Linked DNA regions of Mus musculus: region 2 is linked to region 1. A link is a contact called in ENCODE POLR2A ChIA-PET data. All regions are on one chromosome and are shown on one strand. Each heading gives the region's core, a stretch centred on a gene start or an enhancer-like site at or near the end of the contact. The rest is flanking DNA. Distances are from core to core; before and after follow the strand shown.

Region 1 (7,708 bases), core at 1,950-4,449:
TTGAAAAGCTACAAATCGTATTTGTAAAGTATCACAAAGACTCTTTCAAAACAATAGTTCTAGGACTGGCAAGATGGCTCAATGGGTCAAGATGGATCTTGCTTCTAAGCCAGAGGACCTAAGTTCAATCCCTGCATCCCTAGTGGAAGAATGAAAGAACAAATTTTCACAATGTCATGGCACACATGTTACATATACATACCCATGCACATAAGTAGATAAAAAATAGCTCTATAAAACACATGCTCTTTTAATGGCTCAACGCCTAAGTTATATCAATGCTGATGCAGCCTACAGAATCTTTCTGTGGGTTTTTATGTCAATATCTACCTTCCAAACTCAGGCTATTGACAACAGTGCCACAAATTACCATTTCAAACATGCGATGTCCTTCAGTTTACATTTGCAGATTCCTGTGAAATAGCATCTTCCAATGAAATCCACTGTGCTGGAGGATAAAAAAGTTTACAGACAGTCAAATATACCAAGACTTTTAATTCTAAAATGAGATAAAAATTTGTCATATGTCCTCTCTAAAAACTGTGTGTGTGTGTGTCAGTAGGGATAGAACTCAGGACCTTATAAATGCTAGGCAATCATGCTATCATTGAGCTATATTCCAAGAATTCCACCTTTCTTTTAAATATGTACAGTTTAAAAGTATTAAATATCATCACACTGTTGTGGGATGACTCTCCAGACCATTTTCATATTGCAAAACTGAAACTCTATACTTACTGTATAACAACCTCCAATTTCCCCTCTCCCCACTTCCTAGCTATCACTATTGTTCTTCAGATACTTCAAATAAGCAGAGTCATACCATATTTGTTGTTTAGTTACTGGTTTGTCCCATTTAGCATAATGTACTCAAGGTTCACCCCATTACAGCGTGTGACAAGATCTCTTTCCTTTAAGGCAACCTTCTGGGCACCCACTTATGGGACGAGTCAGTGGGGACTTAGATGACTTCTATCTTTTAAATTGTGGGTGCTGCTGCTATAAATACAAGATGCTCATCTGAATTCTTTGGATGGATACCTATAAGTGGAATTAATATGGATCATATGGTAATTCTGATTGAATGAAGAACCACCAAATCGTTTCTCTATAGCAGCTTTACCATCTCAAAGTCCTGCAGCCAGGGCCCTGATTTTTCCACAGTACCCCAATGACACTTTTAGTTGTGATTTGGCGCAAATTTCATAAATTCAGAGCTGAATTAGACTCTCAACTATAATCATAGTTAATTTTGTAAGAGTTGGGTAATATTTGTGCTTACTATAGACATTTGGCAGATTTATTCCTCTTGCAGAGAACTGCAGGTCACTTCCCAGCACCCATATCATGAAGCCCACAACTGTCCAAACCAGAGGACCTTCCATCTCTAGCCTGGAGAGTACCTTCCATATCCACCCCTCCTCAAACATACACACAAGTACACAGAGTGACAAAATAATAAGATAAATCTTAAAAATCAATGCATTCACTGATCCACACCCATCTTGGCACATGAATCCACTGTGATTATAATTCCAATAGAGAAAAACAAGCAATACAGAAAACCTGATTCTATGCTAGACTCCAACATGTAACAACCCAACCTGAGACTTCCTTATGACCACAGTTTTATGTTGAAGAGATAGAATATTTCAGATTTTTACGTGAGCATATCTAACTAAAACAACATTGGGATCATAGAACCTTTGGGACATTTGGTTTTACGGTTTTATTATCTACTGCTATTTCGTTATACAAGTGCACCTACACAAACAAAATAACACCTCATTTACCTTGGTAATAAATGATGACTACCTAAGCAAATTCACAAAATATTTCAAAGGGGTGCAGAGGCTCTATGTATAGTTTTACTTCCTTATGTTTTAAAATGCTCAAGTTTGCTATCTTTATTAACCATGAATTTCACTTTAAATGAATCATTACACACTTCTTTCCAAGTGGCTGTTAAAGACTTGCTTCAGTGAGGAAGGGTGTTTGGACATGGCATTGAGCCTTAAGAGTCAACATAAGGGATGCACAGACACATGACTCTAAGGGCCTGGAAGAGTGACCTCAGTACTGACCACGCTGGGCAAACCACAGGCTTTGTCCAGACAGTCTGCCCACTTAGATAAACTCCAAGGGAATCATCAGACTGGTGGGAGTGGCTAGAACACCAAATGATAACCTTGACTCCCAGGGACCCATGCCATCCACTGTCCAGCTAAAGGGCCACCCGTCAGACTTACTTGGTAGGAGGGATGTCTGTAGAGAAAAGGTCTATGTCAGTATCAGCCAGCAAAACAGCCTTCATTCCCCTAGAGCTGAGAACTTGTTTACAGAATTTGCAACACAGGATGGATACGCATCGGTCTTTGAAAGTACAGTTGTTGGTAGACATAGCGTCCCACGTTGAAAGAGGTGCAGAATTTTGAAAGGGGAAACTTTGATTTCCTCAGGCTAACAATCAAGACGGAAGGCCTCTCGTTCTCTACGCTCTAAAACTGGGAAGAGAGTCCTATTTTCCTGGTGGAAAGGGAAACTTAGTATTTATTGAGTAGGAAGAGCAAATTTTACTTCCTTTTGACTTGGGGAGGGAAGGGAAATGGAGTTCAAGGTGGGGAGAGACAAGTGGAGTTGAAGGGAAACTTCCGCAACAGGTTTAACTTTCTCTGGTCTTCAAGAATCTTCTACTCTTCAGCTCCGACCCCGGCTCCGGAATTGGGCGATTTCCCAGTTCCCAGCGGGCTTCTTCCCTTTAAAGCCTCGCCTCTCTGACCACTCCCAGCGCGAGCTCCGCCCGCAGAGCGCTCCAATTCTTGCTCAGCTCCACGCGGCTTCTTCGTAGGATTCAACGCCCCTCAGCCCTTTCCACGCGGGCTCTGGCCCCGTCCCGCTCCCTCTTCTCGGAGCTCGCCCGTGGGCTTTCTCCCTTGCACCACGGCTCTCGGCGTCCTCTCCCGGCCGAGCTCTCGCACTTGCGGCCCGTAACCCGTAAGGTCTCTTCCACAGCGGTCGCTCCGAAGTGAGCAGCGGTGTAGCGAGGTGGAGGGGAGAAGCCTCGGAATAGGCTCAGTTCGCGCTGCAGTCAGTCAGCGAACACGCCGGGTTTTGCTCTTTCTTCCGCTTTCTCTGCTTTTTCTAACCCGCTGTCAGTTTGAATTGCCTGCGCCGAGCAGGGATTGGGAGGACTAGAATTTGCCCCAGACCCACATTGGAAGGCCAAGGGCCTTCTCCTGACGTGAGCTCAGAGGCCACGCCCCAGTAACGGTGCCGATATCAGATCGGCTCTCTGATTGGTTAATATTAGCTCAGCCCCTAAGATCATTGGCCAGCATCTGCTCGGCTTAAACCCTCCCCCCTGTGAACTTGGAAGACACACCCCGAGTTTCTTATTGGTGGATACACTAAGGTCCAGGCCGTTCTCTACTATTTATTGGCTGAACTTCCCTCCTCCCTTTCCCGGTCCGATTGGTCCCGTCTTCTCTTGAGAGTTTGTGTTTGGCTGTCGCTTCCATTTTATCCCGCCCATCAGCTTTACTTTAGGCTTCCACAGGCCGGGGAGGAGCTCACTCTAGGACTGCGCCTAGGCAGCTAGTGTTCGCCACACCTCTAAGTTTCGTCAGCCCCGCCTCTACTCCTGGCGTCTATGGATCAGTTGTTCCTATTGGCTATAGTCCCCGTCAGTCGCTATTAGGCGGGCGGTGATTGGCAAAGGGGTGGGTTCAGCTTCCCGGCGGGGTCTTGCGGAGTTGGCGGAGTCTCCTTAGGGAACTGGGGGGCCGAACTGCGTAGAAGAGGGTGGCGGGGAGGAGAACGCTAAGTGGGAAGCGGAACCTTGGGCCTGGGACCGGTCGCGGCAGAGCCAGGTAAAGGCTCCTTCTCCCCTTCCCTCCCCGTACGCCCGGCTGCTGCTGCTCTGACTGAACAAACCGGGACTGGGCGGGTGGACGCGTTGCGGATGCTGCTGCTTTCGGCGCCGCCTTAGCCGTGTCGCCGCCCGCGGTCCTCATACCGCCCTCCCCGGCCCTCCAAATCCCCCAGTGCAGCCCATAATACTTCTCGGGACTGTTCATCTCTCCGCCCATCCCTGCACTGCCGAGGACGGTCCTCACGCGGCGACACCGCCCTCCCGCAGCCCCTTTGCACACGGTTGGCCGGGTCCACCTAGGGGCCTCGCCGTAACGGTCCGCTGGTCTCGTCCCTGGTCTCCTAGCCTTGGCTGCCAGCCCAGGACCCGGAAAGATGGGGTGTTCCTCACGGCTTGCAGGGTGCTTTCTCCGTCCAGCCCTCCAGTCTGTCTCCCAGGGCTTCTCCACCCACTCTGATACCCAAACCTCATGCGGGTCCCGAAAGTTGCCAACATCCTACACTTCACGTTGCAGCGGTCCACCGCGGTTTCCCTCACTGCCTCGCCCCCAAAGCCGTCCTCTCGGCGCCCTCTCTGGTCGTCCAAGCTTGGGCGGCTCGAGCTGGCCCGGGCTCTCTCCTGCCTCAGGACCCCACCTCACGCCCGCCTCCTGCTTCCTGTCCTCCCGCACCGCGCGGCCTCTGCTCGCTCTTCCTGCGCGCGGCCCTTCCTCCAGCCGCCGGGAGTAGGCGACACTGCCTGGAGCCGCTTGTGCGCCGGCGGGGACAGGGCGGCCTAGGAGGCAGGGGCCCGCCGCAGCATTGGAGCTCTTCCCTCAGCCTCCTTGCCGCCGCCTCTCGCGCCTCCCGGAGCGACTCTCACTGATGCCTCCCACCCGACTGGGATTGGGTGCGGTATTTGTGATCCCTAGGCTTGGGGGACAAAAAAAATACTGGGGGGGGGGTGCCATTTAGAGTCACTCTCATACCTGGCTTGGGGAAGGCTACCGCCGCCTGCCGCCTCCCATCTCCGGGTTTTCCCGGTTTAGACCCTCGCCTCTAGCTCGTTTCCTGCTTCTGCCGACCACATTGTTTTCCTGGATGTCCCGTGCGGAGCGGGCCCTTCCTGCAGCGTCCCCCCTCCACCCCCCTCACCCCCCTCCCCGGTTTTGCTGCCAGGAGAAGCTAGTTACCAAAAACAAAACAACTGGGAGGAGGGGTGGCAGGGGAAGAAAAGTTGTGCCCATCTGGTTGTCCCCTCTGGTATGGATCCTGTAGATGTCTGGGAGGTGCCCCAGCCGGAGGTCAGGGGCCGCGTCGCGGGCTAGGCGGGAGGACCCCTCTTGGGCTAGCAGGGTTGGGAAAGCGCCGAGGTGCCGCAGTCCCCACCCGCAGCTCAGCTTTCCCGCCGCAGTCTCCGCCCGGAGCACGCGCTGCCGGCTGCTCCAAAGTGTTCTCTTTCTGCCTTAAAACCTGGAGGGAACATTTTTCCTCCCTACATTGATCGCCACGCCGGGTCTTCGGGCGGAGCGGGCGTTGTTAGGCCAAGATGAATGGGCCAAAGCTGGACTTGGAGTGTCATCCCCGACCCCACCCCTGTTGCGATTAGGATCTTCCCTCCGACTGATCGCCCCCTCCCCCCTTTTCTTGCATTTACAGGCTAGTGAACCGGAGCAAAGACTTCCGACCCACTCTGCGCTGCAGCGGCACCCTTTTGGGATTTGATTTGCAGAATCTTTGAGCTGGTAACACACACACACACACACACACACACACACACACACACAATCCCGCGAAGAACGCCTAGCCCTCCTCTGGCACCCCAAGACAAACCCACTCCCTCCTAGGGACACAGCTGGGCGCGTCCACACCCCCGCATCCCCTACACCATGTTGTGCGGAAGGACTTCCACTCCCAGCCTGTGTCGTTGATGTCAGACCCCAGGCCAGCCTCCGGGCGCTGCAGTTCTCCTGGTTAATGCTGCGGTTGTGGTTAGGGCTTTAGTACTTAAGCCAGCCGCCGCCGCCCCCCACTTCCCCACCCCCGGCCTCAGCGCCCACAGTCTGCATGTGTGTGCAGTAGCCGGCTGCCCATCCCGCCGCTCGTGTTCTCCTGGAGCTCTGGATACCACCGCGGGGCATTTCTCTGCCTGTGGGAGAAGTGGCCTTGGAGGCATTGATATCAGTGGTTGGATTTTTCCCGTGGATCTATCAATTCACAATTCGGATTTGGAAGAAAGAAGGAAAACATGACGTCTCCAGCCAAATTCAAAAAGGATAAGGAGATCATCGCAGAGTACGATACTCAGGTCAAAGGTAAGGATTTTGAAAATTAGCATAAAGCATATGTTCTGCGGACTGGTGAAGCATGCGTTTCCACCCCAATTTTCAGGGCGTTTGTTTCTTGGGTGGAGCAGGTGGTAAGTTGACCCCAGAGGTGGTTTCATAGGTGGATCAGCAGTGTCAGGGGCCATAGGCACTAGAAGAGGGCTTTAGGAATATCTTTGTGGGGCTGACCATTAATTTGGCAGTTTTTTCCCAAAGGCTGGGCAGGGTGGGGGAGGGGCAGGAGGTTCTCCGGGGAGAGAGAGAGAAAAAAAGCTGCTATTTGCCTTTGGGTGTCTTGAGTCAAGCTTCCTTGAAGGACAGCTGAAATCTGACAGGTGTTTGGACATTTATTTCAAAGGTTGTAGAGAAGCCCAGGTGGAAAGGCAACCTTGGGAAGGGGAAACCATTTGGAGAGACCTGGGAGAGGTGGGGTTTTTCTGGTACTGTATTAAAGCTTGAGATTTGCCAAGACACTGAATTCAGGAAGTCCCTAGCCATATTGGGTGTACCTAGTACTTGTCTGGCCCGTGGTCACCCTGCATACAATCAAAGATCACAGACCAGAAAGAATAAGGCCATCCAAACTGGTTTCCACCCCTCACTTAAACCTTAACAGAGTTAGGCTGTTAGGTTCTCAGAGTGGTGCTGAAACTGGAAAATAGGAAGACATAATTGTTTAACCCTTCTGCGTTGTTGCCCTCTGCTCCAGAATACATGCTTTTTAAAGGTCCATTTCCTTTCAGCAAAAACGTGAAGGGATAAGGCAGAATGTGGACCTGGAGAAATCAAGTGTTGTCTCCTCATCTAGTCCACTGCTTAAATTGGCTTCTCAAATCGAAACCTATACCCACATGGCTTTCCCTTCTCGGGCATTTCCCTTAGGAGGTGTCATGCCAGTGAAGGAGCCCTAGTCTGTGTTTGTGCAAGGCACTGCCCCTTTCTGACCAGTCACTGGGAAGAGCCATGTGGCTACAGTTCATTGAGACCTTAGCTGGGAAGTGGGAGAGGTGGGTGGCCTTGAATGTTAAACCACATGGTTGGAACTCTGGGTTTTTCCTTTGTTTCAGAGTAGAGAGGGAGGGGCCCCTACTCCATTCCCTGCACCAATGCAAGGAGACCTTTTTCTATCTTAGAGGACTTGGTAAAGACCATGTCTCCCCTCTGATGATTGCCTTGGATGTGGGTTAGAGGGAGAGTGTGAAATGGGTAGTCCCTTTTATCTCTTAGAAGGTTGAAAGGCAGTTTGAAGTCATCATTGTGTCTTCAGGATTTTTTTTTAGAATATATATTATCAGTTTGGTCAATGCAGGAGATGCCCTAAGGGACCTTCAATCCATTTGACTGCAAATATTGGTCAGATTTATTACAAGAATGGGGTAGTTGAATGCTGAGAGCTCCAGTTGGATTGGAATTGAGAGAGGTGTGGTTGTGAGTTATAACTGAGGTCCTGGCCTCTTGTCATTATTCATAATCCCAGCCTGTTTTTGTAAACAATGGCCACTGGCCTCTATGTCCTGTCCAGATGCAGCACA
Region 2 (7,708 bases), core at 3,743-6,242, 340 kb before region 1:
GAAATCAGAGAAGAGAATCCGTGGGGCCACAGTGGATAATAGTTTGTGTGCCTGTCTCTGGAACACTAGGGGCAACTCACCTCATGGCCTCATTAATATTTTTGTTCTCCTTGACTGATGTTTCTGTCCAACCTGTGAAGCCATTCTCTTTACTGAACTGGTCGATCTGGTCCCGGCTCACTGCCCAAGGGGACAGATCACTCTGACAAAAATAAAATACATTAAGTTATAACACTGTAACCTTCATAGGAGTCTGTGAATTTAGAACAGATTTTAACCAATGCTGAGACCCCCAACATCTAAAATCTACAGTCAACATTCTTCCTTTAAAAAGGCTAGAGAGATGGCTCAGTGGTTAAGAGCACTGACTGCTCTTCTGAAGGTCCTGAGTTCAAATCCCAGCAACCACATGGTGGCTCACAACCATCCATAATGAGATCTGATGTCCTCTTCTGGTGCGTCTGAAGACAGCTATAGTGTAGTTAGATATAACAATAATAAATCTTTAAGCTGGAGTGAGTGGGGTCAACAGGGGCTGAGCTGGAGTGAGCAGAGGTCCTGAATTCAAATTCCCAGCAACCACATGATGGCTCACAACCATCAGTACAGCTACAGTGTACTCATACATAAAATCAATCAATCAATCAATCAATCAATCAATCTTTAAAGAAAAAAAAAGATCACTCTCACTTTCAGGGATATAGAGTTGGCTCGGCAGCTAAGAGCAGTGGCCGCTGGGCTGGTGAGTTGGCTCAGTGGGTAAGAGCACCCGACTGCTCTTCCGAAGGTCCGGAGTTCAAATCCCAGCAACCACATGGTGGCTCACAACCATCTGTAACAAGATCTGATGCCATCTTCTGGAGTGTCTGAAGACAGCTACAGTGTACTTATATATAATAAATAAATCTTTAAAAAAAAAAAAAAAAGAGCAGTGGCCGCTCTTTCAGATGAAGAACATCACTTACATGTCAACATGTCAGCTCACAATGTTCTGTAACTCCAGACCCATGAATGTGACACCCTCTTCTGACCTCCTGAGGTGCCACACACGGACACACACACATGGTACACAGATATACATGTAGGCAAAGCACAAAATTGGGGGGAGGGGAGAAAACCATTTTCTCAAAATCTCTTTAAAAGAAAGAGGAGACAGCTCTTCCAACTTGAACAGAACAAACAGGCAGGCTGATATGTTGGTGGCTAGGCATGGGGCACTAATTACAGCACCTGGGCAAGAGAAGTGGGGTTGTTGGTTCTAGGCCAGCCCTGGTGGGTGACACGGGAGCTATCTTTAAAAACTAAATAAAACAGGGTAGACATGCTCGGAAACACAGGGTCTTTTAGATACCTTTACTCTGGCCACTGATAGATGCCAGGGACTATTTACTTAAACTGGCCACACACCTTGTTGGCCAAGAGCAGGCAGGGCACTGGCTCCCCACTGGGTAGTGTGAGCTTGCTGTCCAGATCCTGTTTCCATCTTTGGCTGTTGCTGAAAGTAGTGGCATTGGTGACGTCAAACATAATAACACAGGCAGAAGCATCTCTATAGTAGAGTCGTGTCATGGATGTGAAACGCTCCTGCCCTGGAGAGAAGTGAGAGCTCTCATGGAGGTGATTCTGAAGGTGAGCACCCTCTGATACCCTGAGTACCCTTCCTTCACCGGAGGTAGGACATCTGCATATATGGTATTGAAGGCCCCACCCCTTCCTTCCCCTCTGACCCTTTGATTAGCCACTGCAGAGTTTGTATCCAAACTGTGATGTCCAAAACCCTGTCTGCCACTTGCTAACTGTGTGACTTTAAGAAGATCCAGTTGAGGACTTCAGATGTGTCATGTGTAGAGTAAGATAAAGGCTTTCACAACAGGGCTAGTGAACCAGTAAATTTGAAGTATGAAGAGCAGCCTATAACAAGGGTTCATCATTATCACTGCCTCTATTTGCTGGAGATCTTGTTTCTCAGTAAAGTCGGCTGAAGATCTGGCGCCTCCTCTGCCACTGGGGGACATCCACCTCTGGGTCATCCACCACCTTAGAGGCTTTCCACCCACGCACAGATGGCACTATGTCTCTTTGTCTTTGGAGCAATATGTCTCCAAAATCATCCCAAAAGCTCAGAGCAGCTCAAACTTGTAGCTTCAGGGGGAAAAAAAGTCAGCTTTGCCATTCCATATTCATTCCCCCCTCCCCCCGCCCCCCAAACAGCTTGCTGGGTAAATAATTTCTCCCCTTGTTACTGCCTGGTTTTCCCATTTTACCTGCAATATCCCAGAGCTGCAGCCGCACCATCTCTGAGTCAGACCACTGGAGAACCTTGAGAGCAAAATCCACTGAAAATATATGAATATTGTACTTTAACAAAAACATGTCTTTACGATGGTTCTGAGAGTGAGATGAAGGCATTTGTGGCTAACCCTGACAACCCAAGTTAAATCCCTATAGCCCAAGCCTATAAACTGGCTTCTGACTTCCACAAGTATGTCACAGAATACATGTCCACACACACACACACACACACACACACACACAGTAAATGGTTTTTTTTTTTTTTTTTTTTTTTTTTTTTTTTTTTTTTTAGTCCTAGCACAAGCTCAGATCAAATAAATATACAGTGACAACCCCAGGATCACAACACTCCAATTAGGTTTAAACCTTCTGGCGATGGAGAGGAGCCCCCATGGTACATTTGTGTTGGGACACATAATCCGTACTCTCCAAACGGTCTTCAGTGTTTTCTCCTCTCTCAGATCAAATTATTTCACACTGATTATCTCCTTGGCTAGGATCAAGAAAGTTATGGGCATGGTTATGACCATTATTCCTGTTCTCAGGTTAAATGGTTTCTGGGATGTTTTTTAAGTGGGGGGTTCTCAAGGAAAGAATGGTGGGGGAGATGGAGGAAAGGAAGGTAAGGTGGTTAGCTTTGTATCTTCCATCTTAACTTCACTGTTAGTATCTAATCAAACAGTATTATGAGAAAATACAGTGAAAACCTCTGTATCCTCCTTAAGGCTATGGTATATGTCCAGCAGGTACTGGTTAAATGAACAAGATGGCAGAGGTTGAGACATGGATGCTGCTTAAGAGCTGTGCTGAATCCCCCACGGGTCTGCAGATGCTGAAACTCCATGAGGTTGGACTGAACAGCTATTCCAGGGGAACCTCCCAAAGTCGGATAGTAGAGCCTAGCTCCAACTTGAGATCCTCCTGCCTCAACCTCTTGAATGCTAGAATTAAAGGTAGAGACAACCACACTATGCTGGAAAAGCTACTTGTTAAGGAGAAACACAGAATAATTTCAGTTCAGAAACATATTCTTTCTTCTACATCTGTGACAGAAGTGAAAACGAGGGAGAATTTATAATAAACATTGGGAAAAACAAACAAAACTTGCCAGAATCAGTATGTTCATACTGTCGGAAAACAGTCCACTGGTAAAAATTAATTCACAGGACATTTTTAACCCAAAATCCATGAAATAAGGACTTGTATTTAGGAGTGGTGGGCAAAGTAGTCAGGAAACAGTTTTTGAAATATTCTATAAAGTTTTCATTTCAAAGAAAAGAGTTAATAAAAAAACTTTCACATGTAAATCTGTGTTGGTACAAATGTAATTTTATGTGCTGGGCGTGGTGGCGCATGCCTTTAATCCCAGCACTTGGGAGGCAGAGGCAGGCAGATTTCTGAGTTCAAGGCCAGCCTGGTCTACAGAGTGAGTTCCAGGACAGCCAGGGCTATACAGAGAAACCCTGTCTCAAACAAAACAAAATAAAAAAAACAAATGTAATTTTATTCTTTCACATTACTGTAACCTTGTTAACTACCTTCTCCTTGTGGTGGTGGTGGAGGTGTGTGTGTGTCTGTGTGTATCTGTGTCTGTGTCTGTGTGTTTGGGGTAGACAGACCGACAGGTGGACAGTTCAGCAGAGTCCAAAGGCCACACTGGGAAAGAAATGAATTTACTTTTAGTGCTTCTTTCTCTCTTCCTCCCTGCCTTCCCCAGTGCAAGAGAAGACGACAGGCCACTCGAGGGTATTTCACATTCTTTCGTGAATTCCTCACATTTCCCACTCAGTTCACTAATGACACCATAGGGCTCATCAGACCTGACCGGAATCTGTCCTCCAGTCTTCCCCACACCTCTGACTGCTTAGCTCCTGGGCTTTCCTCCTAAGGTAACGGGGTTCTTTCCTCAACACCCGTCGGATGCTGGTAGGAAGCAGGGTAACTGCCCCAGCCTGCACTTGAACCGGGACTCAGCTGACTTTGCTGACTGGAGAAGTTGCTCTGGGCAGCGCATGGCTGCGGGAGGGCTCTGCTCTCTGCGGTGAATAGTCCCCGGCTCAGACCCCTTCACCATCTCTCACCTGTATACTTTGGCCCTATCTTTGTAGGTAGGCTGGGGACCCCTTAGAGGCAACCTCGGTACCCAGAGGCTACCGGCTGCGAGCCTCGACCCCTGCTCCTAGTCACCCGTGACCGCTCACCTCCCACGGTGGACTTGTAGTGCTTGCTGAAGCTGTCCTGGGAGTAGCGCTGGACCAGAGACGTCTTGCCAACGGCGGCGTCCCCCACCACCAGCACTTTAAACAGGTGATCTCGGCTGCCCATGGCTAGTGGTGGGGAGAGGTTTTTTGATAGTTTGTTTTTCCGGGAAGTCGCTTATTTCAACCCCTTTGGCTCCCGGGTTCTCTTCCAATTGAAGTCAGGCATCTCCACCCTCGGTTGGTTGAAGCTTCTCTGACTGGAAAGCAGAAAAGGAAACTTTTGCACTCGGCCTGTGCGCGCTTCCTCCCCGCGCGGCCGCAGCCTGGGTGGGGCGGGTACCAGCTCGACCCTCCGCGATTGGCACCTTCCTTTCAGGGACCTCCGAGTCGCTCGCCAGCATTGAACCGTGGCCAGCACCTTGCTTAGAGAAGTACAGATGACTTAGACCCTTTCTCGGACCGCACACACAAAATTGAGGTTGTGCAGAGTCCTTGTCCGGTCCCCGTCCTGCCACTGGCGGCGCACTTCCCAGTCTTCCGTCAAAAACGTTGTGAGCCCCACTGCTCGGAGAACTACATTTCCCAGTGTGCCTCTTGGTAAAGCGACCAGACCAGTGTGGCGACTTGCCACGTACACTCTTGGGAAATGTAGTTTCCTAGCTATCTTGAGCAAATTTACATAAAAGTTTTAAGGTTTTCAAACTTTAAAGAATTTAGAAATCTATTTAAAAACAATTCTAAAGTTTGGCGTCGAAGCACAGGTTTGCAATCCAGGCCTTGGGGAGATGGAAATAGGAGGATCATAAAACCCTAGTTCATCCATCGTCTTCTGCAACAAGTGTGTTCAAGGACCCCTAACCCCACCACTTCCTCTCCCCAGAGCAAGACAAGAGATTGGAAGCAACTTTGGGTCACCCTGAACTACGTAGACCATGATCTCTCCTGTCTAAATCTTTCCCCCAGATGTTTTCTTAAAATCACATTTTAAAGATTTCTAGACGGCCTTTCTTATTAGCCATATTTTAAAGGTTTTATAACACAAAGATAAATGTCCAAGTTCCAAGTGAAGTCCATTTCCTGTTGTCTTAACTACAGAGTCAAATCTCGAGCCTTGTAAAGACAAGGTCAAATTTTCCATATGACCAATAACAGGCACATTTGGGGACATTTGACCCAAAAGATCAACCTTTTAAAAAAAATCTATGTCAAAAGTTACAACACTTAATAACTAGCTATAGCAATAACAATGCAGAATAAACAAGAGATAGTTCCTCATTGACACTTCCACATTTCTTACACCAGCCACGCATAGCGTTTGAGCACCAGGACATTTCCTTTTGTTGCTGCTATTAATTCTGAATACTCATAAAATGATTGGCAAATATTTTTACTTTTCCTACCTGTAATTTTTCTGTCCTGCCTGTCCTTTAGCTAGAAATTGTGGCTAGTAGAATAAGCTTCACTTTTTTCCCCTTTTGGCTGTTTTGTTGTTGTTTGTTTGTTTGTTTGTTTGTTTTTTGTTTGAGAGAGGATTTTCTGTAGCCTAAGTTGGTGTCAACTTCTGACAGTAGACCATAGAACTTGTGGTTCAATTGTAACAACATCCAGTTTTGTAGTTTTGGAGAGTAAATCCAGGCATGCTAGGCAAGTCCTCTACCATCGGAGCTACATCTCCAGCCCTCCTCCTCCTCCTCTCCCTCCTCCTTCTCCTTCTCTTCTTTCTTTTTTCCTTTCGACAGAGTCTATGTAGCCCAGGCTGGCTTTGAGCTCCAGATCCATTTGCTTCTGTTTCTGCTTCTACTCCCTCCACTGGAATGCATGCACACAGTATGCAGCTTTGTGTGTGTGCTCATGTGCGCAAGCTCGTACACATTTGGGGCTGGTTTCTTCCACTACTCTCTCCCTTCCTCTCTCTTAAAAACTGGAAATTTAAAGTTAGTAAACAAAGTAATACCTTCCATTACAACATTTCCATATAACTCCCCCCCCTCGATGTTCTTTGTTCTAATCACCACGTTTGCCAGTCCTCTCTCCTCCACTCACCTTTAAGGATTGCGTTAGTTGTTACTGCTTTGCCATTGTTCAACACTCTTTGGCATTTATTGCCTTGTGCTTCTGTGCTGCTGTTTCTTCTGGTGATCACTTTTTAAATTTTCTTTTCTGGGATCTCCCTATCCTATCCCTTTAAACATTTCCTAAGGATTGGTCTCTGGGTTAATTATTCTATAGTCTTTAAGTCATGGCTTCAAGTATATCTGTTTTCACTTTATTTGTTCTTTATATATATATTTTTTGTTTTTTGTTTTTGTTTTTGTTTGTTTGTTTGTTTTTCGAGACAGGGTTTCTCTGTGTAGCTCTGGCTGTCCTGGAACTCACTTTGTAGACCAGGCTGGCCTCGAACTCAGAAATCCGCTTGCCTCTGCCTCCTGAGTGCTGGGATTAAAGGCATGCACCACCACGCCCAGCTTTATATTTTTTTAAAGATTTATTTTATGGTTGCTGTCTTCAGACACACCAGAAGAGAGCATCGAACCCAATTACAGATGGTTGTGAGCCAGCATGTGGTTGCTGGGGATTGAACTCAGGACCTCTGGAAGAGCAATCAGTGCTTTTAACTGCTGAGCCATCTCTCCAGCCCACTTTATTTGTTCTTTATTTCCAAATAATTATGTTCAGTATTGAGAAAGGAACCTCCACTTGTGCAGATCCACCGCAGCCTTCCTTTTACACATCACTGCAAAAACTCCTTCCTCATCTCTTCCATCATTAAGGGTGGCAGCCGTTAGCCTCATCTTTCATGTAGAATTCATATTTGGAGCATTATTAATTCTTTGTTGTTGTTGTTGTTGTTGTTTTCGAGACAGGGTTTCTCTGTATAGCCCTGGCTGTCCTAGAACTCACTCTGTAGACCAGGCTGGCCTCGAACTCAGAAATCTGCCTGCCTCTGCCTCCCGAGTGCTGGGATTAAAGACGTGTGCCACCACGCCCGGCTATTAATTCTTTTTATATACATCCATTCACCTCAATCACTCCTTTTAAAAAGTTAGTCACCACATCCTTATTCTTTTTTATTTTATTTTAAATTTATTTTTTACACTCCATATTCCATTCCCAGCCCCACCCCCATCTCCCCTCCACTGACTGCTTCACATCCCACACCTCTTCCCCACCCCACCCCGTCTCCATGTGGATGCCCCCAACCCTTACCCCACCTG

What was found. ChIA-PET counts read pairs that join two places held with the same protein, here RNA polymerase II (POLR2A).
Region 2: POLR2A ChIA-PET joins it to region 1 with 10 read pairs in embryonic stem cell. The contact joins the promoter of Rab29 here to the promoter of Fam72a in region 1. POLR2A ChIA-PET finds 5 or more read pairs at or near these places in 4 of 5 experiments (Patski and embryonic stem cell).

Annotation. Positions count from the first base shown.
Region 1 is chr1:131,523,394-131,531,101 of GRCm38, reverse strand. It overlaps Fam72a (family with sequence similarity 72, member A), which reads right to left and starts at 3,199. Exons shown (of 4, transcript NM_175382.4): 1 at 2,250-3,199; 2 at 371-448. The coding sequence starts at 2,401. Srgap2 (SLIT-ROBO Rho GTPase activating protein 2) reads left to right here and starts at 3,741. Exons shown (of 23, transcript NM_001081011.2): 1 at 3,741-3,869; 2 at 5,509-6,164. The coding sequence starts at 6,098.
Region 2 is chr1:131,864,561-131,872,268 of GRCm38, reverse strand. It overlaps Rab29 (RAB29, member RAS oncogene family), which reads right to left and starts at 4,992. Exons shown (of 6, transcript NM_144875.2): 1 at 4,859-4,992; 2 at 4,494-4,750; 3 at 2,265-2,336; 4 at 1,408-1,589; 5 at 81-202. The coding sequence starts at 4,617.